2 separate regions of the Homo sapiens genome follow, and region 1 is linked to region 2. A link is a contact called in ENCODE Hi-C or POLR2A ChIA-PET data. All regions are on one chromosome and are shown on one strand. Each heading gives the region's core, a stretch centred on a gene start or an enhancer-like site at or near the end of the contact. The rest is flanking DNA. Distances are from core to core; before and after follow the strand shown.

Region 1 (6,311 bases), core at 2,532-5,031, 170 kb before region 2:
ACATCTAGCGCGCTGACGCTTTCCAAGCACGCATGCGCAGTTGTGAAATATTGCGGAGTTTTCGGAGTCCAAAATGGCTTGAAGTTGCTAGAACAGAATCTTTCAAAGACTCATTTAGAAGTCCTTGAAATTCGCCGCCTTCATGTAATATTCTAGAAAAATGGGACCTAGCCGCGTGAGGGATAAGAGCTATTTAGTCCGTTATCCTGCCTCCAAAGTACTTCAAAGTGAAAAAATAAAAGTAGGAAAGCAAAAATATACCTAATACCACTGAGGGAAATTTTTAAAGGTAAATATGAACAAGAGCTTGTTGAATACCTATTGTGTCCTAGAAACTGCCAGGAGCGCTGAAAAAAGAGGACATCAAAGATTATTTTTTAAAGTTTTTGTTTATTTATGGCTTTTTTTGAGATGGAATTTCGCTCTTGTAGCCCAGGCTGGCGTGCAGTGGCGCCATCTCGGCTCACTGCAACCTACGCCTCCCGGGTTCAAGCGATTCTCCTGCCTCAGCCTCCCGAGTAGCTGGGATTACAGGCGCCCGCCATCACGCCTGGCTAATTTTTTGTATTTTAGTAGAGACGGGGTTTCGCCATGTTGGGCAGGCTGGTCTCGAACTCCTGACCTCAGGTGATCCGCCCGCCTCGGCCTCCCAAAGTTCTGGGATTACAGGCGTGAGCCACCAAGCCCGGCCGGCTTTTTTTGTTTGTTTTTTCAGTTAAACTCCTTGACTTAATATTTAAAGCACCAACAAGGACTTTAATTGCAGGTTATAGACAGCAAATTCCTTCTTTTTATTCATTATTTTGTTTGGGGGATGGGTACAAAAGTAAGGTTGTAAAGAAGGAAAACACCAACAAGATAAAATCAATCTGCCTACAATTTGGATTTATTTTGATGGTGTGGAAAATATTATATGACTATTATTTTAGGCGCTACTGGATAAAAAAACCAGGAAATTAATTTCAGTATGTTGGAGAGACAAGGAGATGGGATGGAAAGAAAAATAGCTGGTTCCGAAGTGAAGAGATGTGAAATACAGATGTGAAAAAAAGTTAAATCATTTATGGAAACTTATATTAAGAAAATGCAGGCCGGGTGCGATGGCTCATGCCTGTAATCTCAGCACTTTGGGAAGTCGAAGTGGGTGGATCACCTGAGGTCAGGAGTTCAAGACCAGCCTGACCAACATGGCAAAACCCCCGTCTCTACTAAAAATTTAAAAATTAGCCCGGTGTGGTGGCGCAGGCCTGTAATCCCAGCTACATGGGAGTCTGAGGCAGAAGAATCGCTTCAACCCTGGAGGCGGAGTTTGCAGTGAGCTGAAATCGTGTTATCACACTCCAGCCTGGGCAACAAGAGCGAAACTCAATCTCAAAAAAAAAAAAAAAGGAAAGAAAAAAGAAAAAATGCAAAATAAAAGTACACTGAGACATACTGTATGATTCAATCTATATATGACATTCTGGAAAAGGCAAACTCATTGGTACAGAGAACAGATTAGTGGCTGCCAGGGGCTAGGGGTAGGGAAAAGGGTTGATCACAAAGAGGTCAAACAAGGGTGTTTTTATGATGCTAGAGCTATTCTGTCCTTAATTGTGGTGGTGGTGACACAATTGTATGCATTTGTCAAAACGCATAGAACTGTACACCAAAAAGTGAATTTTACTATGTGTATGTTTTAAAAATAAAAATTTTAAAGTTTAAAAGGGATATCTTACCTATCATATTGGCAAAAATCCAAAAGCTTGACACTACATGCTATTAGCAAGGCTGTGGGGAGTCAGGCACCCTTTATATTAATACGTTGCTGGTGGGAAGGCAAAACGTTACAACATCTATAATTTGGCAATATCTAAAAAAACTACACATATATTTATCCTTTAATCCAGCAATCCCACTTCTAGTAACCTACCTTGGAGAGAGACATCCAGCAATATGAAAATATGTGTGCACAAAGTTATTCATTTCAGCATTATTGAAATTGAAATATTCTTGAAACTACCTAAATATTCCAACATAGGAGATTGACTGAATATACTATAGCACATATACACCACAGATTTTGCAGCTGTAAAAAAGGAATGAGGAAGACTTATGTAAAATGATAATGGATTTTTATGCTACATTTGTATAAAATAGAGAAATAAGAAAACATACAGGTATTTGCCTATTTTTGCAAAAGGAAACACACAAGATAAACCAGAAAGTAATGAAATCGGTTACCTATAGGAATTGGTGGAAATGGAATGCAACAGTTAGGGGAGGGAATGACACTTCTCTAAGTACACTAGTCTGTTTAGTTTTGACTTTTGGAATAATGTTAATATTTTCAATAGTCAAAATGTATAATCAAAGCATTTAGTTTTACACGATGAAAAAGTCTTAGAGATGAATAATGGTGATAGTTGCACAACAATGTGAATGCCATTAATGCCACTGAACTGTATGTATTTTATTTTTTTTGTTTTGGGACAGGTCTCAGGCTAGAGTGCAGTGGTGCGATCTTGGCTCACTGTAACCTCCGCCTCCCCGGTTCAAGCAAGTCTCATGCCTCAGCCTCCCGAGTAGCTGGGATTAGAAGCATGTGCCACCATGCCCAGCTAATTTTTTGTATATTAGTAGAGACGGGGTTTTGCCGTGTTGCCATTTCTTTTCTTTCTTTTTTTTCTTTTCTTTTCTTTTCTTTTTTTTTTTTGAGACGGAGTCTTGCTCTGTCACCAGGCTGGAGTGCAGTGGTGGTATCTTGGCTCACTGCAACCTCCGACTCCCTGGTTCAAGCGATTCTGCCGCCTCAGTCTACAGAGTAGCTGGGATTACAGGCACATGCCACCACGCCCAGCTAATTGTTGGTATTTTTAGTAGAGATGGGGTTTCACCATGTTGGCCAGGATGGTCTCGATCTCCTGACCTCGTGATCCGCCCACCTCGGCCTCCCAAAGTGCTGGGATTACAGGCGTGAGCCACCGCGCCAGGCCTAACAGCTTTCTTTTCTTTCTTTCTTTTTGAGACGTAGTCTCGCTCTGTCGCCCAGGCTGGAGTCCAGTGGCACGTTCTCGGCTCACTGCAACCTCCGCCTCCCGGGTTCAAGTGATTATTCTGCCTCAGCCTCCTGAGTAGCTGGGATGACAGGCGCGCGCCACCACGCCGGCTAATTTTTGTATTTTTAGTAGAGACGGGGTTTCACCATCTTGGCCAGGCTGGTCTCGAACTCCGACCTCGTGATCCGCCCACCTTGGCCTCTCAAAGTGCTGGGATTACAGGCGTGAGCCACCGCGCCCGGCCAATAGCTTTCCAAAGTTATTTTATCACGTATTTATCTACATATTACAGAAGTTTTTACTGTTCTTGCAACTTTTCTCTAAACTTGACGTTATTTGAAAACTAAAAGCTAAGCCAATTAGTATAGTAGTAATAGCAGACAAAAAAAATGAGAGAAGTAAAGGAAGTTTTGGGGGAACAGAAAGAAGAAAGAGCTAGTGTGGAGATACTAAACCGAAGCTTGTGGAACTTGAACGCCATTTTGAAGCTAGTTCCTTAGACGATTCGGTCGAAGATCTGTCTCTCGGCTGCCCTCTATAGAGCTCTAAACCTGGCTTCAAGGAGTTCTTTCATTCTTCATTAGATACCACCCACCATACGTCATTTTATAAAGCCGGAAACTACATTTCCCAAAAGGCCTTTATTTTTCCTCGCGGGAAAAGGGATTGCAATTACTATAGGTTTTACAGGTATCGCGAGATTTCGTCAAATCTCATTACGGATCCCGGCTGAAAGCCATTTTGTTTTTCAGCTCACTTCAAGGGTACCTGAAGCGAATTGGCACCAAAGCAGCAGCTGTATTGCCGCAGTTCTAGCTTCACCTTCACGATGTTTCCCTTGGTCAAAAGCGCACTAAATCGTCTCCAAGGTGAGCAAAAATTATGACAAATCATTTACAACAACCTTATATCAATGTGTCCTCGCGGCCTCTCGTGTGCTTTCCTTTTACGAACATCTCGGCCTTCTAATCTTGAATGCTGTCTGTCTCCCATCTCGTCCCAAGTCATTGGGATGATGTCCTTAGCATTGGCTTTATCACCCAGTATTTCTGTTTCGGTTTCCAGCTCTCTTTCTGTTATCGGAGTGATAGTCTAGCCCTGCTTTTTAATTCTTCAGTAACCTTTGATTTCAGGGAAGGACATTCTTGGTAGACACCTCGTTCCTTAAGTGATGTCCTACATTTTAGCTTTGGGGATATGTTTACTCCTAACCCTGTATAGAAAAATATCTTCTCCAATTCCTATTACTGTAATAGACGGAAACTGTAAATCTAGCTCTTCACCTGGTTTAATTGCAGGGAAACAACCCAAATGGTATCGATGCAGCTTTGAAGTTATTTGTGGATTAACAATGTTAGCTGGCCAGGCGCGGTGGCTCACACTTGTAATCCCAGCACTTTGGGAGGCCAAGGCGGGCGGATCCCCTGAGGTCAGGAGTTCGAGACCAGCCTGGCCAACATAGTGAAACGCCGTCCCTACTAAAAATACAAAAATTAGCCGGGCGTGGTGGTGGGCGCCTGTAATCCCAGCTACTTGGGAGGCTGAGGCAAGAGAATCGCTTGTACCCGGGAGGCGGAGGTTGCAGTGAGCCAAGACTGCTACTGCACTCCAGCCTGGGCAACAAGAGCGGGACTCCGTCTCGAAAACAAAAACAAAACAATGTTAGCTGTCCTGAAGGCAATCGTGGTCATTTTTTTCTTATCCAAAGGTTGGGCAGGTACAGGGAGTTTTGAGACCAGCATTATGTAGAGAAAATGCAATAGATTGAGGAGAACAAATTAATTTTCATACTTGATTTGCACCGAAGGTGACCTTGAGTAACGTGGGCAGTTGTTACACAATGAAGGTGACCCGTAATTACTATTTAGTTTGTTTAGCCATCTTTTGATTTTCACTTAATAGAATCATTGGAGGATATTATTAGATTGTGTCCTAAACTCTTAAGCAACTTTGAAAATAACCACAAAATATTAGCTGGACTATTTTCATATTCCCAAAGTAGCATTTATTATCTCTTTTACTTTGGGCATATGATTTAGCCTCTCTCAACCTCAGTTTCCTTCTTTGTAAAATAAGTAATTTGTAAATAATGCCTACTTCATGGGGTTGTTGAGGATTATATGAGATCACCAATGTGTGGTAATTAAACAGTTGTCACAGAGGAGAGGTCTGATGAAATCCACCAGAGTTACATGAGTGTGTTGAAGTTATGAGATGTTGCAGAATTTTTTGGTAGTCTTAATTTCTTTGCTCTTTGAGCAAATAGGGCCACCTTGTACCTCAGGAAAGGTTTTTTGTTTTTTTTTCAGCGTGGAATTCACATGCCCACTTTTTATCTTTTCTGGAGCAGAATATATTATGAAATATTTGTAAATTTGCCTATCCCGGTGTGACTAAAAGATGAAAAGGGAAAGCTATGTAAGACAGTTAGAAGATCTGATAATGGTCTAATAACTATCATGAAGTAACCCATTGTACCATGTAGAAATATTCATTGCTAGTGAATGGGCAACATTGCAGTTTCTTTTTTTTTTTTTTGAGACAAAGTTTCGCTCTTGTTGCCCAGGCTGGAGTGCAGTGGCTCAATCTTGGTTCACTGCAATCTCCGTCTCCTAGGTTCAAGTGATTCTCCTGCCTCAGGCTCCCTAGCTTTTCATTATATATGTAAGTACCTTTGGAGGCTCTTTAAAACGATAAGAACCTGCCCCTTAAATTGGACAGGAAGAAAAAAAAAAACAGCTAGAAACAAGCTTTTTCCAGTCTCGGCTGTTTCCCAAGCCCTCCTTTTTAGTTCTTCCAGGGGCCGTTTGAAAACTTTTGTTCTTCTCTTTCTACTGGTATAATACTAACAGCAAACTTTATCATTCTGCTCAAAAACTAAGTCCTTAGCTAATTCTGCTTCCTTGTACGATACTGATTTTTATCTACATGTGTAATCCTCTAGACTGGAAGTTACTTGAGGACAGGATCTCTGTCTTATACTTTTTTATATACCCCATTTCTCATTTTTTATTTTTAGGGACAGAGAATTGCTCTGTTACCCAGGCTGGAGTGTAGTGGTGTGATCATAGCTCACTGCATCCTCTAACTCCTGGACTCAAGTGATCGTCCGGCCACAGCCTCCTGAGTAGCTGGGACTACAGGTGTGCATGCACCACCATGCCCGGCTAATTTTTAATTTTCAATTTTTTTGTAGAGACAGGGTCTCACTATGTTTCACAGACTGGTCTGAAACTCCTGGCCTCAAGCGATCCTCCTACCTTGGCCTCCGAA
Region 2 (6,533 bases), core at 3,716-6,215:
AACAGTGCATTCAAATAAATGTTTCTTCTTTGTGGCATCAGACTTCATTGGTTTATAGGCTGTGCTTGGTTGGAAGAATGTGCAATTCTGAGAGTGTCCAGTTCAGCATTCTGGTATATTCACCTGCAAAAAATAGCACTCACTAGCACTTGAAGTTATTTCATAAATTACTTACAAAATGGGCTAAAGTATGGCTGGCTTTCACTTCAACCTTTCTTGGTAACTTAATTGGGAGAACTAAGCACAAATGGTTTCTAGAAGAAAATTCATAAAGAAGTCGTCTCTGAGTGGCAAAGAAGGGGAGGATATCTTACTGGTAAGCTTCTAAAGACCTTTTCATGAATGAAAGTCTGATAGGGAATAGTATTCCCAGAACAATTAATGAAAAGACAGTTTTAGGAGTGGTATCACTTAGTGTGACTGTAATTGTTTTAAAAAAAGTTTGCGGTTTTCTAAATTGTCTCAGCCAAAACAAGTAATTTTTTTTAAGGCATAGGCCTCAAAGCATATCCAGAGTGTTCAGAAAAGCTGGCAGTGCCATGAGCAAGAGAGATCCAGGTTCCCAAAGAGAAGAATGCACTAGCCTAACCCACCAGCAGACAGTACATTGGATCAACAGAAGCCACATAGGAGCTTGGACGAATGGGGCATGCCATAACAGCTCTGCTCCTCACTGGCTAGGTGTCCTTGAGCCACTTAATCATTCCACGCCTTAGTTTCTTCATCTAAAAACTGAGACAGTGATAATATTTACCACATAGAGTTGTTTGTTACCTGGGTAAATGCATATAAAGCACTTATTACAATGTCTGGTACGATATATGTGCTATACTTTTCACTATTAGCTATTATAATTATTAGAAAACAAGAGAGGATACATAGTATGAGCAAGAGTGTTAAAAAGCTAAAAGAGAGTCCCTCTCCCACCCCTAATGAGGACACTGCCACAAATCTCATGGATCCTGGTAGAGAATGTCTCCTCATCCACAAACAAAAGACCTTGTCTGGGGGTAGCTCACCTCCTCCCCATTATGAAGTTATTGCAGAATATATGATTCCATCTTCATCTCTTTTTTTGAACTACACCTTTACTAAAACCTTGTGGCTCCAGTGCTTAAAAGTGGGCTGGGCACAGTGGCTCACACCTGTTATCCCAGCACTTTGGGAGGCTGAGGCAGGTGGATCACCTGAGGTTAGGAGTTTGAGACCAGTTTGGCCTACAGGGTGAAACCCCGTCTCTACTAAAAATAGAAAAATTAGCCAGGCATCGTGGTGAGCACCTGTAATCCCAGCTACTTGGGAAGCTGAGGCAGGAGAATCGCTTGAACCCGGGAGGCAGAGGTTGCAGTGAGCCGAGATGGTGCCATTGCACTCCAGCCTGGGTAACAAGAATAAAACTGTCTCAAAACAAAAACAAAAACAAAACAAAACAAAACAAAACAAACAAACAAACAAAAAAACCCAGGCCGGGTGCCCTCACGCCTGTAATCTCAGCACTTTGGGAGGCCGAGACGAGCAGATCACCTGAGGTCAGGAGTTCAATACCAGCCTGGTCAACATGGTGAAACCCTGTCTCTACTTAAAAAAAAAAAAAAATAGCTGGGTGTGGTGGGTGGCACCTTTAATGCCAGCTACTCAGGAGGCTGAGGCAGGATAAGCACTTGAACCCGGGAGGCGGAGGTTGCAATGAGCCAAGATTGTGCCGCTGCACTCCAGCCTGGGAGACAGATCGAGACTCTGTCTAAAAAAAAAAAAAAAAAAAAAAAAATGTGAGGAGCACTGGGCTATCAAAGGGAGGTGCATCCCCAAGTTTCTGGAGGGTGACATACCTGGTAGAAGGCAATTTTGGTCCCTGATACAATAGAGATATGTGAAGGTTAAACTACCAAGACCTGGCTAGAAATTTCTCAGTTCTGCCAAGGGCTGGCCCTGTAACTGGGTTTTTGTGTGTTTCTTCTTCCCTCTATATAGTAGTTGTCTCAAATCAGTTGTTGATTGCATGGCAGTTTAAGGATTCAGTCTCCTCGCAAGCTTCTCTTGGGGATAATTTTAGGGGAAAAAACAAATTCTGTACCCTAAACCAAACTAAATGTGGACAAAATGGAAAATCTCTTCAGATAGGCAGCCAAATTTGTGGTAGAATTAAAGGGTCAGATGGGAAAGGAGTAAGGTGAGACAGCCTGGTCACAAGACTTGAACACAGCTGGAACCTAGAGGTAAAAGTAGCACACTGGTTTCAGGAAGGAAAGAGGGGAAGACAGGCCTCTCTCTACCAGTCAACTGTGCAATTCTAGGCACATTTGCTGGAACTGCTCCCAAAACAGGGCCTGAACCAGCTGAGCAACCCCAAGAGCTTCCAGGGAGCAAGAAATCTGGAGGAATCTGTAATGGGCAGAAGGTGAAATCTCATTAGAAACCTGTTTGCTTTTGTAACACATGACAAGCAGGATTTTGACACTTGCGAAGAAGCTCCCCAGAGCCTGGAGAAAAAGATGAAATCTGAAAAGGAAGAGAATGCTTCTTGCCTTTGGCCACATGTCCTAAGAGGTGTCTGAAGAGATATGTGAATCAATCATCTTGATTGCTGATTGATATGTGAGAGCAACCATCATAAGGCTTTGAAGATTCCCAAGAGAAGGTCCTTATTTTAGAAAAAATCTGACTACAGAAGGAGGAACAACAGGAACGTGTACCAAGTGTACTGTATTAGTCAGGGTTCCCTATAGGGACAGAACTAATAGGATATATATATATATATCTGAGTTTATTAACTTACGTGATCACAAGGTCCCACAATAGGCTGTCTGCAAGCTTGAGGAGAAAGGAGAGCCAGTCTGAGTCTCAAAACTGAAGAACTTGGAGTCCAATGTTTGAAGGCAGGAAGCATCCAACACAGGAGAAAGATGTAGGCTGGGACACTAGACCAGTCTTGCCTTTTCACATTTCTCTGCCTGCTTTATATTCACTCGCAGCTGATTAGATTGTGTCCACCAGATTAAGGGTGGGTCTGCCTTCCACAGCCCACTGATTCAAATGTTAATTTCCTTTGGCAACACCCTCGCAGACACACCCAGGATCAATACTTTGCCTCCTTCAATCCAATCAAGTTGACACTCAGTATTAACCATCACATGTACCAAGAGCTTCTAACAGGTATGTTGTTTTCCTTGACTCTTGATTGCATCCCAGCAATATACAGGGCATTATGGGAAGAAGTCCTTGGTTTCTCAGAATGGTACCAAGAAATAGATAGCATTGCTAGAGACTGAGGGATCAAGAAAAAATAATTTTTTCTTCAAAGTAACTCACTTCAGAAATTCCACCATAGACACTGGCATTACATAGAGGCAGACAAGCATTTATTTTAATATTGCCCAATAAGCCTCTGATCCCTGATACTTATACCTTTCTGCCCATACCCAGCAGCTTAAGCATTTCTTAAGAGTTTGAGGTCCCCACATACATCCCAAGATGGGTGTTGCCGTAACTACTGTGCAAAATCTGCTATACAAGTTATTATAATGCTTTAAAAATGTAATTCCAAGCTCAGTCTAATAAACTCTCTAAGACAGCATATACAAGTTTAGGGTTAATTTCCATTTTGACCACTGCAGTCATTCTTGATTGGGTTTCACCACACCTCAGATATGCCAGGAGCAGGCAGTTAAAAGGAGCAGGTAGAATTCTACACAGAACTCTGGGCTCAAATTACCCACAGTCTATGCAGTAGCCTTTGGGGAACAGGCATCAAGTTCTGTTTTGCACCACCTCTGCTGAGGTGGTAAGAGCACTGGATTTGAGGTCAGGAGGCTTGGATTTGAATTTCAGTCATACATACCCTCTTGGTAACTGGGTTCTTGTCAAGTGTCCAGGAAGAATCAGGTCACATGGACTTGAAGAGTGTTGAATGTGAAGACTTTATTAAGCAGTGGAAGTGGCCCTCAGCAGAAGGGGAGCTGAAAGGGGGATGGAGCAGGAAGAAGGCCAGGCTTCAGGGAAGCCATTTGTCCACAGATGGCAACTGCTAAAAGGGCATTATTTATAACGCACATCTTCTGGGGCTCCAGAGGTCATGGGCAACTGCTAGACACTGTTGCAAGCTGGTACAGGATTTGTTCCTGCCAGCATCTAAAGGCACTTGACCTGGCTCCTGCACCCACTCACCTGCGTGCTCCCCCTCCCTCAAGGGGTTTGAGGTCAATTTGAGCAAAATGAGTCCCCCCACCCACACCCTTGCAAGTCCCTTGAGGGAGTCAGGGAACTCTCCTGTCCTCCAGTCTCACTACTTCTCTGGGCCTCCTTTTCTCTTCTGTAAAACGTCATGGAAAATCGTGTGACAAGACTGAAAATTGTCAATGCTAAGCAATTCTGAAGTGCTTTTTCTGGGCATCAAGTTCCATTAGATCCCTTAGACTAGAGTATGGACCCTGGGTCACCTCCTTTCTCATTTCTTCCATTCCCACGCTAATGCTAAATAGTAGCACTGTCAAAAAACTGCCAAGGGTGGAAATGGAAGTATCCATTCCTTCCACTTCCACAGAGAAAGCCTAGAATATTTTTTAAAAAATAAGCTATTTACACTTTATAGCAAGCTTTTTTTTTGAGACAGAGTCTTGCTCTGTTGCCCAGGCTGTAGTGCAATGGTGCAATTTCGGCTCACTGCAACCTCCGCCTCCCGGGTTCAAGCGATTCTCTTGCCTCAGACTCCCAAGTAGCTGGGATTACAGGCACCCACCACCATGCCCAGCTAATTTTTTGTATTTTTAGTAGAAATGGGGTTTTGCCATGTTGGCCAGGCTGGTCTCAAACTCCTGACCTCAGGTGATCCACCCACCTCTGCCTCCTAAAGTGCTGGGATTACAGGCATGAGCCTCTGTGCCTGGCCTATAATGAGCTTTTGACTGAGACTCTTAAAGTCCCTTTTCACAGATGGTATAAGGCGTTATTTGAAGGAATGTCACACTCCTCATGAGAGTGAGTCATGAGTTCCATATGAGTCATGTTTTTTTTTTAAACTCTCACTATGACTCCATTACACATTTTGAGCTTTCCACAGACCCTTATTCTCTGCCCCTGTCTACAAGTTCACAATGCCTTTGAAGGATGCTGGCAAAAGCAATGGGGTCATCAGCCTTGGAAAGAAACTCAGAAGTTCTCATGAGGTATGATAAACCTCGTAAGTGTGACAAGATGAGGTTTCTGATCTCAGAGTTAAGTTTATCTCCTGCTGGAAAAGTGTTTGATTTGACTGCTGACAAATCTGTGCACTCTGTATTATGTAGGCTCCAGTGAAAGAGTGAGGTCAAAGACTGCTATTCCCTGATGGGTCAGCCCTTCTCTTCAGAAGCCAGTTGTGAAGGTTTCAGTGTTGAGGGGAAAATTTAGCTTGAGGGATGTGTGTGTTTGTGTTTCCCTCTGCTTAAGCTGTGGTGACCTTGGGAGGGTTGTGAGCTGATTATTTTCTGTAGTGATACACAAGGTAGAGACTGACTTGATAACTGAGGGTTGGGGTTAGTTCTAATATCCTCAGCAATGATTTGGTGCAGGGGCAAACTGAGGAGGAAGCCATGGGAATTGTTAGAAATCAAGGCCGGGCCAGGCACGGTGGCTCATGCCTGCAATCCTAGCACTCTGGGAGGCCAAGGCAGGCAGATCACTTGAGGCCAGGAGTTCGAGACCAGCCTGGCCAACATAGTGAAAACTCGTCTCTACTAAAAATATTACTTTTAATGGCAAAAGCCACAATTACTTTTGCAATAACCTAATACAAAAATTAGCTGGGCATGGTGGCGCATGCCTGTAATCCCAGCTACTAGCTGAGGCATGAGACTTGCTTGAACCTGGGAAATGGAGGTTTCAGTGAACCAAGATCATGCCGTGGCACTCCAACCTGGGCGACAGAGTGAGACTCTGTCTAAAACAGAAAAGAAAAGAAAGAAAAGAAAAGAAAAGAAAAGAAAAGAAAAAAGATATCAAGGCCAAACTCTGATAGGTTATGCCAGTTGTTTACAGAGTGTGGTCTCTGGAACCAGTAACATCAACATCACCTGGGAAATTGATGAAAATTCAAGTTCTTGGGCTGCTCTCCAGACAAGTGAATCTACAGCTTCTACGGTGGAGCCCAGCAATTCACAGTTCAACAAGCCTTCCAGCATGATTCTGATTCATGCTATTGTTTGAGAACTACTGGGTTAAGAGCTTTAGTTCTCAACCTGGGCTGCATACCCAAGTTGTTTGTTTTAAAATAGAAATTCTGGGATGGGGCCCAGTATCCCTAGATAACTCTGATGTTCAGGCAGGATTGAGAACCACAAGCACATTCTCTCCTTAGGGGCAAGTTACTTGGGATTATGGGAAGTTTTTGTCATGGGCCTTTCATCTCCTTGTTGGGATTATAGGTTGGAGTTTTAGGATTACATGGAGTTTCCTGGCCCAGGGCCTGTCTCTGTGATGGAATTGAGGCCGAGTTAAAAAGTGATGGCTGTGCTTCTTGATAGAGAAGTTAGGGTCTGTCTGGCTATTGGTCCCCCATC

The links. A loop is a pair of places that touch in the nucleus more often than their neighbours do. ChIA-PET counts read pairs that join two places held with the same protein, here RNA polymerase II (POLR2A). Pooled maps may share reads with other maps.
Region 1: a pooled map shows a loop between it and region 2 (8-fold over the local background). The contact joins the promoter of COX7B here to the enhancer-like site in region 2. A Hi-C loop is called at or near these places in 6 of 37 single-sample maps with no recorded cell type and 8 of 50 pooled maps. POLR2A ChIA-PET finds 5 or more read pairs at or near these places in 10 of 52 experiments (AG04449, CD4-positive, alpha-beta T cell, GM12878 and 7 more).

What each region holds. Positions count from the first base shown.
Region 1 is chrX:77,895,687-77,901,997 of GRCh38, forward strand. COX7B (cytochrome c oxidase subunit 7B) reads left to right here and starts at 3,782. Exons shown (of 3, transcript NM_001866.3): 1 at 3,782-3,907. The coding sequence starts at 3,868. RefSeq lists an enhancer at 3,736-3,985.
Region 2 is chrX:78,060,111-78,066,643 of GRCh38, forward strand. No RefSeq gene overlaps it. Among named protein-coding and RNA genes, the nearest start is that of PGK1, 41 kb to the right of the region's middle. RefSeq lists an enhancer at 4,890-5,179. Within about 2 kb of position 4,966, at least 5 of the 41 ENCODE cell types and tissues checked have a DNase peak (open chromatin) inside an H3K27ac peak, as active enhancers do; they include GM12878, where a contact is called at or near this core.